Linked DNA regions of Homo sapiens: region 2 is linked to region 1. The links are chromatin loops, found by intact Hi-C in ENCODE. Cell type or tissue: heart right ventricle. All regions are shown on one strand. Each heading gives the region's core, and the rest is flanking DNA. Links, peaks and the distances in the headings are about the cores only. Region 1 has its middle 16 kb from the start of NUDT14. Region 2 overlaps CRIP2 (cysteine rich protein 2).

Region 1 (2,892 bases), core at 115-2,614:
TGCTGTGCTGGGCGAACCTGTGGGGCCTGGTGAATGGGCAGCGTGGAGCACAGGGGAGAGAGGACGAGGGGGTGGAGACGGCCTCAGATGGTCAGGAGCGCCGCAGGGCCCCCGTGAAGGAGGGATGAACCCTGGCCGCATCACTCCCCTCCCAGGCCTCAGCCCCTCTTCCCAGCCCACGGTCCTGGGTGGGCGTCTTCCGCATGGGAGGCCGTGGGCGCTGGGTTTTCACGACCCTGAAACTTGAGCCTGCCCTCGCTCTCTCTGAGCCTGTCATCCAGCAGGGAGCAGAGGAAGGCTGCAGAGCTGGGAGGGGCACCCTCTGTCTCAGGGTCTTCCTCCTCCTTCCTCCACCCGCCCCCAGCGCCGCAGGATCTGGAGGCGGGAGCCCCGCCCTCACAGTGTCCCCCTGGAGGGGACATCCCGCTCCTGCCCCCGCCCTGCAGACCGCACACCGAGCCCCAGCCTCACTCCCCAGCCCCCGGGAGCCCCGAGCCAGGTCTGCCGTCGCCTCTGACCCCAGGCTGGGCCGGCCTCCTCGTCTGGGCCTCGGCTCGGAGGGTTTCCTGCCCGCCCGCTCCTAGCCTGGCAGGAAGCGGACACCTCAGAACAAAGGGACCGGCGGACAATGGCCATTGAATTGGGCCGGGGCGCTCGCGCAGGGACAGGCCGCCAGCTGCCCGCGCTGATAAGACCCTCCCCGCGGCGCCCGGCGCGGGGGCTAATGCCCGGCTCGGCCTTCCCTCCTTCGCGGCCTGGGCCTCGGCAGGTGCGGCCGGGACTCGGGACCGCAGGCCGGGAGTGGGAGGCTCAGCTGCGGCCTCAGGGGGCCGTGCCCGCCCCGCTGGGGACTAAAGAGGAGCCAGCGCCCGGGACCAATCCCAGGAGCGCACCGGGGAGCCACCCTAGCACCTGCCCCCCGACCCTGCCCCGCGGTCTGACCCCCCCTTGGATCTGGCCCCGCCTCTACCTCCCCCGACGAACTGAACCCCCTGGGATCTGGCCCTGCCCCTTGCACCTGACCCTGCCCGGAGATCTGAACCCCTAGGATACGGCGGGTCCCGCAGTCTGGGCCCTCTATGATCTGACCCCGTCCCTGCACCTGACCCCGCCCTGGGGTCTGGGGGTCCGGCCCAAGCCCTGGGCAGGCGGGGTCGGGGTGGGGGGCGAGAGTATGTGGGGGCCAGACTCTACCCAGCTGCCTGAGAGCCTGGCCCTTGTGCACGCCAAGGAAGCCGCGCTTTTAAGAGGGCGTGATGTTTGGTATTTCCCCAAAATGCACCAGACGTCATGACACTGGAGAGCCTCAGGGCTTGGCTGCGTTTCCTTCGCATTGTTTTGGACAGAATGACAGCCAGGGAGGGCTGGCCACGTGGCTGCAGCATCTCCTGGCTTTCTGCAGGGTTCGGTCACTTGCTGTCCCCAGGGGCAGCCTGGGCCTCATGCCTGTGTATGCGGCAAGGGGACATGGGGTGGGGGGGGTCTGCTCCAAGGAACATCCTCCCCAGCTGGGCCTCAGGGCAGGGCCATCGGGAGGGAGAGGCCACATTCCTGCCCACCCCCCACCCCCCTGGACTCTGCAGGACTGTCCGACAGCCTCCGAGTCCTCGAGGGCCATGTTTCCGGAAGACTCTCCTTGAAGACTCTACCTCCTCCCGAGGCCTGGGGCAGCTCTGTGTTGGCAGAGACTGAACCTAGGACCAGTGAAGAGGCGGCTCCCTGTCCCCCATCCCCAGGCCTGAGCACCCAGGGAGATCAGGAGTCAGCGCTGTGCTGGCTCCAGAGGGCTCAGGGGCACCACGTTCCCACTCGAATCTGGGAAGGCTTTGTGTGGGCAGGTGCAGAGCTGTCATTAGGGCAAGGGCCGGGAGGGGTTGGGGTGTCTCAGCGTTTTCCCGCAGCAGCCTGGCACCTGGCTGCCCCAGGATTAGATAATCACACAGGAGGGGTGTGGCACTGGGAGGGGTCAGGGGCTGGGGGCTGAAGGAGGAGCAAGAACTCAAGGTTTGGGGAAACTGAGGCAGCCCCTCTCTTCTGGGCAGGATGAGATAGCCCAGGCCCACTTTGGTCTTGGCAAGCCCCAGACAGACGTCCAGCCCATGGCACTTCTTGCCATCATCTCTACCAGCCACAGACCCCTCCCTCAGCAAGCCACTGGCCAGGACAGGGATGACACAAGGTGAGCAGAGTCAGGACAAAGAGACACTTGCCAGCTGCAGAGGTCCCAGAGCAGGTTCTGGCCCAGCCATGGGGGTGAGGGTGGCAAGGAAGGCTTCTTGGAGGTGGCACTTGGGTTGAGTTTGCCAAGGGAGGAGGTGACAGAGGAAAGGCGTGACAGGCAGGGACAGCGGGGCATAGACCCCAGTCAGGGGAAAGCCGGGTGCTGACAGGGAGGGCAAGGAGTCCCAGGGGCACAGGTGGGGACAGCAGGAGCTGAGGCCATGCTGGACCAGGGACAGGAGCAAGGCTCTGGAGTGGCAACCTGGAGGCGGTGGCAAGCCATGGCAGGGCAGGTGGATAGTGGTGACTGCTTATTTGCTGGGGTCCCCAGGAGTCAGGTCAGGTGGGGGTACCAGGGAGAGGGTGCTGGGGCTGTGACCAGAGCTCTAGGGAAGCTCCCCTATGCAGGTCCTACAGGACCACCTTGGCAGCGGTGGTGCTGAGCATGATCACCCTGGGCCCCTGCTGGTGGGCTGGGGTGGTGACCACAGTATGCCAGAAATGCTGGGGTGCTGCAGGCTGCCTTCTGGCTCAGGGGCTCTGAGCATCGTTGCCCAACCAGGGCCCCGCCATCCAAGGAGCCAGCCCCAGAGTGCCCTACCATGTGCTGTGAGCACCCCCCTCTCCTGGGTACCCCTGAACCCTCTCCGAAGCCTGGTCAAGTGGATACCT
Region 2 (2,892 bases), core at 272-2,771, 280 kb after region 1:
CTACAGCGGCTCTCATGATGTGGGCTCACCTGCGCCCCAGACCCTGCAGGGGCCCCCCTGCTTGGCTCTGCTGGGAGAGTGCTCAGCCGCCCAGTCCTGCCTGCAAGCCCAGGGCGAGTATTGGAGGAGGGGCAGCCACGGGCAGAGCACCATGCCCATCCCCGAGTCTCTGGTGTGTCTGCCCCCTCTGGCATCCTCTGGGCGTCCCATGATCCCTTCTGTGTCTGCGTGTCCGAATCCCCGTGTGACCCTGTCCCAGCATTTTCCCGCCGACCCTGCGTGTCCCCGTGGCGCTGTCCGCTCTCCCTCTCCTGCTGCCCACCCACCTGCCAGTGTTATTTATGCTCCCTTCGTGGGTGATGGCCACGCCCTCACCATGTCCCTGGCAGAGGGCTTCCCTCCGGGATCCCCTGCCTGGTGCCCACACTGCCTCGCAAGCGCTCGCCACCCTCACGTGGCTCACCTGCTGTTGAGCCTTGTGCTGTCAATAAACGGTTTGAGGATTGCAGGATTGTCTCTGCTTGTGGGATGGATGCAAATCCCAGACCAGGGTCCCTTTCTCCGGTCCATGCGTGCTCCCAGCCAACACCCCTGGGCCTGGCTGCTAGTGGGGGTGGGCTCTTCTCCTGGGGGTCATAGTGGGAGGTGGGGCCCTGGGATGTTTCTGAGCAGGAGGGAGGGATGGGGGCGGGGAGCGTGGTCTCCGGTTTGGGTGGTGGTGCCCACCCAGATGGGGAGGCAGTAAGAACGCCAGGCTGTGGGGAGGTAAGGAAGGTGGGAGGCATTCCGGGGCCAGGGTCCTGGCCAGGGTCAGGTGAGGGTGGGGTCCATGGAGGACAGAGCCTTGGAGAAAAGTTGAACCTAGAACCCTGAAAATACCAACAGCAGGCCTGAGAACCCGGAGCTGCCTGGGTGTGTGGACCCTGGCAAGCGCAGGAGGGGTCCGCCCTGAGAGCAGAGTGTGGCTGAGGAGGGAAGGGGGCCGGGGACCAGAGGAGGGGTCCTGGGCAGAGAATGGGGAAGCCGGCGAAGGTCGGGTGGGACAGAGGTCTCTGGCAGCCCCAGACTGGACTGGGATGCGCAGGAGGGTTTGGGGGCTCTGGTCAGAGCAAGGACTGGAGAGGCTCAGCGTGGCTGTTTCCAGCTTTTGTCCATAGGGTGATGGACAGGCTTTTGTGGACAGGCCTGCCTTGGGTGTGGCCCAGGGACAGAATCCCTGCCCAAGTGTTCTGGTGAAGGTTTTAGTGATGACCGACTCGCCCCTGGCGTCTTCATGGTCCAGGCTCTGCCCTTTCAGCCAGGGGCGCTGGCGGCTCCAAGGAGCTCTCCCCTCCCCCGCGCCCCGCCTTTGCTGTGCGCCACTCCTCGGGTGCCCACTAGAGGGCGCACTGTCCCATTCTGGCAGCACAGAGCAGAAACGTGGAGACCTTCCCCAGTGGCTGAGCCCTGTCCTGGCGCCATCTGGACTTCCCACCTTGGTTTATGCTCCTCTGCTCCTGGCACCACACCGAAGTTGCCTTGGCCCTTCCTTCAGTGAGGGGCACTCAGACCTGGCCACCTCCAGGCCCCTGTCCCCAGTGCTACAGGGTGGCCGGGGCTTTACGCCTCTTCCCTGCTCCCAGCCGTTGGCACAGCTCCCTGCCTGGCCACCCTCCAGCCCATGGGCTCAGACGGAGCTGAGCCTGGATGCTGAGCCCATTGTCCCGAGAGCAGCCATCCATGTCCTGGCGGGGCCTGGGCTGGCTCCGGGGTCCAGCCGTACCACAGCTGCCCTCCAGCCAGGCACCCAGTGCGGTCTCCTCCCACCTGGAATTCAGCCAAAACCCCCGGGGCCTGACGTTGCGGAAGGGACGGCCAGTCCCCAACCCCAGGCAGAGGGGAGGATCAGGCAGGTTCCAGACCCCTGCTCACAGGAGAGGCTGGGATGGTTCCCCTTCTCATCCCCTCCTGCCAGGCCCAGGCTTCCTTGTGTGTGTTGGGGGGTTGTTTCGGGAGAACTGAGAATTTCCGGAGTGCCCGTCTCCGCCCTTGCTGCGGGCTCCCAGGGTTGCATGGGAAATTCCTGCTTTCAGCTTGGCGGGGCGGGGGGCGGGGGGGGGACTGGAGGGCTCAGCTGGACCCCCCTCCCTTGGGAGCCTCCAGTGGAAACTATGTCGTGAGGAGAGTGGTGGGTGGTGTGCCCTTCTCTAAAACCTGGGCGGCGGTGGGGGATTTGTGTGCCAGAAGACCTTCCAGGGTCGGTTGCGGGGATGATGTGGGTAAGGGGTCTCCTCCAGAGATCAGCCCCTGACCCCGCCAGGGACAGCAGCACCCCCGACCCCAGGTCTGGCTGGGGCAGGACCATTTCCTGCGGGGCCGGTTTGAGGATGACGCCTGCCTGCCGTGTTTGTTTCCAAGTCATTGTCATGGAAACCGGGGCGGTTGTTGCTACTGTTTGTCTGGACTGCGTCGCTAGGCGGTGTTGCTGGGGTTGGCTGGGTGCCCACGGCACTAACAGGGCTCGCTTGGTGTCTCCAGCTCCAGGAAGCTATGCCCTCCCAGCCGCCTGCCAGCCAGGTGCTCCCTTGGGTGCCCACAGACCCAGATATCCCCTAAAAGGGAGGGGAATCTGGAATGGGCTCTTCTGCCTTTGGGCGTGCCTGCTTCTCTGTCCCTGCCTTGGGGGCTGCTCTGCCCTCAACCTTCACTCTCTTCTACTTGGACCTATGCCTGGCCAGTGAGGCGGCTCTGAAATGCTATCTGCTCCATCCCTCCCCTTCAGAACCCCTGGGAACCAAGTCCAGGGATCCACAAGGCCCTGGTGCCCCATGGGGCTAAGCTCACACCCCGGCGCTCTGTTGAACCGAGCTGTGCCGCTCCCCGTCTGTACCCCCACTGTCCAGTCTTCCCGTG

The links. Hi-C counts contacts between places; a loop is a spot of excess contacts. Peaks named below come from ENCODE experiments on the same cell type or tissue, not always from the same donor. Only the 100,000 strongest peaks of a DNase experiment are listed, where the experiment ranks them.
Region 2: a loop joins it to region 1, with 3 times the contacts of the local background. A loop is called at or near these places in 13 of 110 quality-filtered maps.

The regions. Positions count from the first base shown.
Region 1 is chr14:105,196,086-105,198,977 of GRCh38, forward strand. No RefSeq gene overlaps it. Among named protein-coding and RNA genes, the nearest start is that of NUDT14, 16 kb to the left of the region's middle. RefSeq lists enhancers at 1-576, 577-1,358. In heart right ventricle, for the core only: no CTCF peak of the experiment used is centred there; DNase peaks (open chromatin) are centred at 508 and 1,376; H3K4me3 peaks cover 1,344 bases; H3K27ac peaks cover 2,500 bases; H3K27me3 peaks cover 1,875 bases.
Region 2 is chr14:105,479,655-105,482,546 of GRCh38, forward strand. It overlaps CRIP2 (cysteine rich protein 2), which reads left to right. Exons shown (of 8, transcript NM_001312.4): 8 at 1-508. Among named protein-coding and RNA genes, the nearest start is that of CRIP1, 5.8 kb to the right of the region's middle. RefSeq lists enhancers at 1,163-1,884, 1,553-1,662, 2,443-2,762 and a silencer at 1,273-1,422. In heart right ventricle, for the core only: CTCF peaks have their summits at 1,375 (motif pointing right) and 2,457; DNase peaks (open chromatin) are centred at 1,377, 1,717 and 2,447; H3K4me3 peaks cover 1,893 bases; H3K27ac peaks cover 2,500 bases.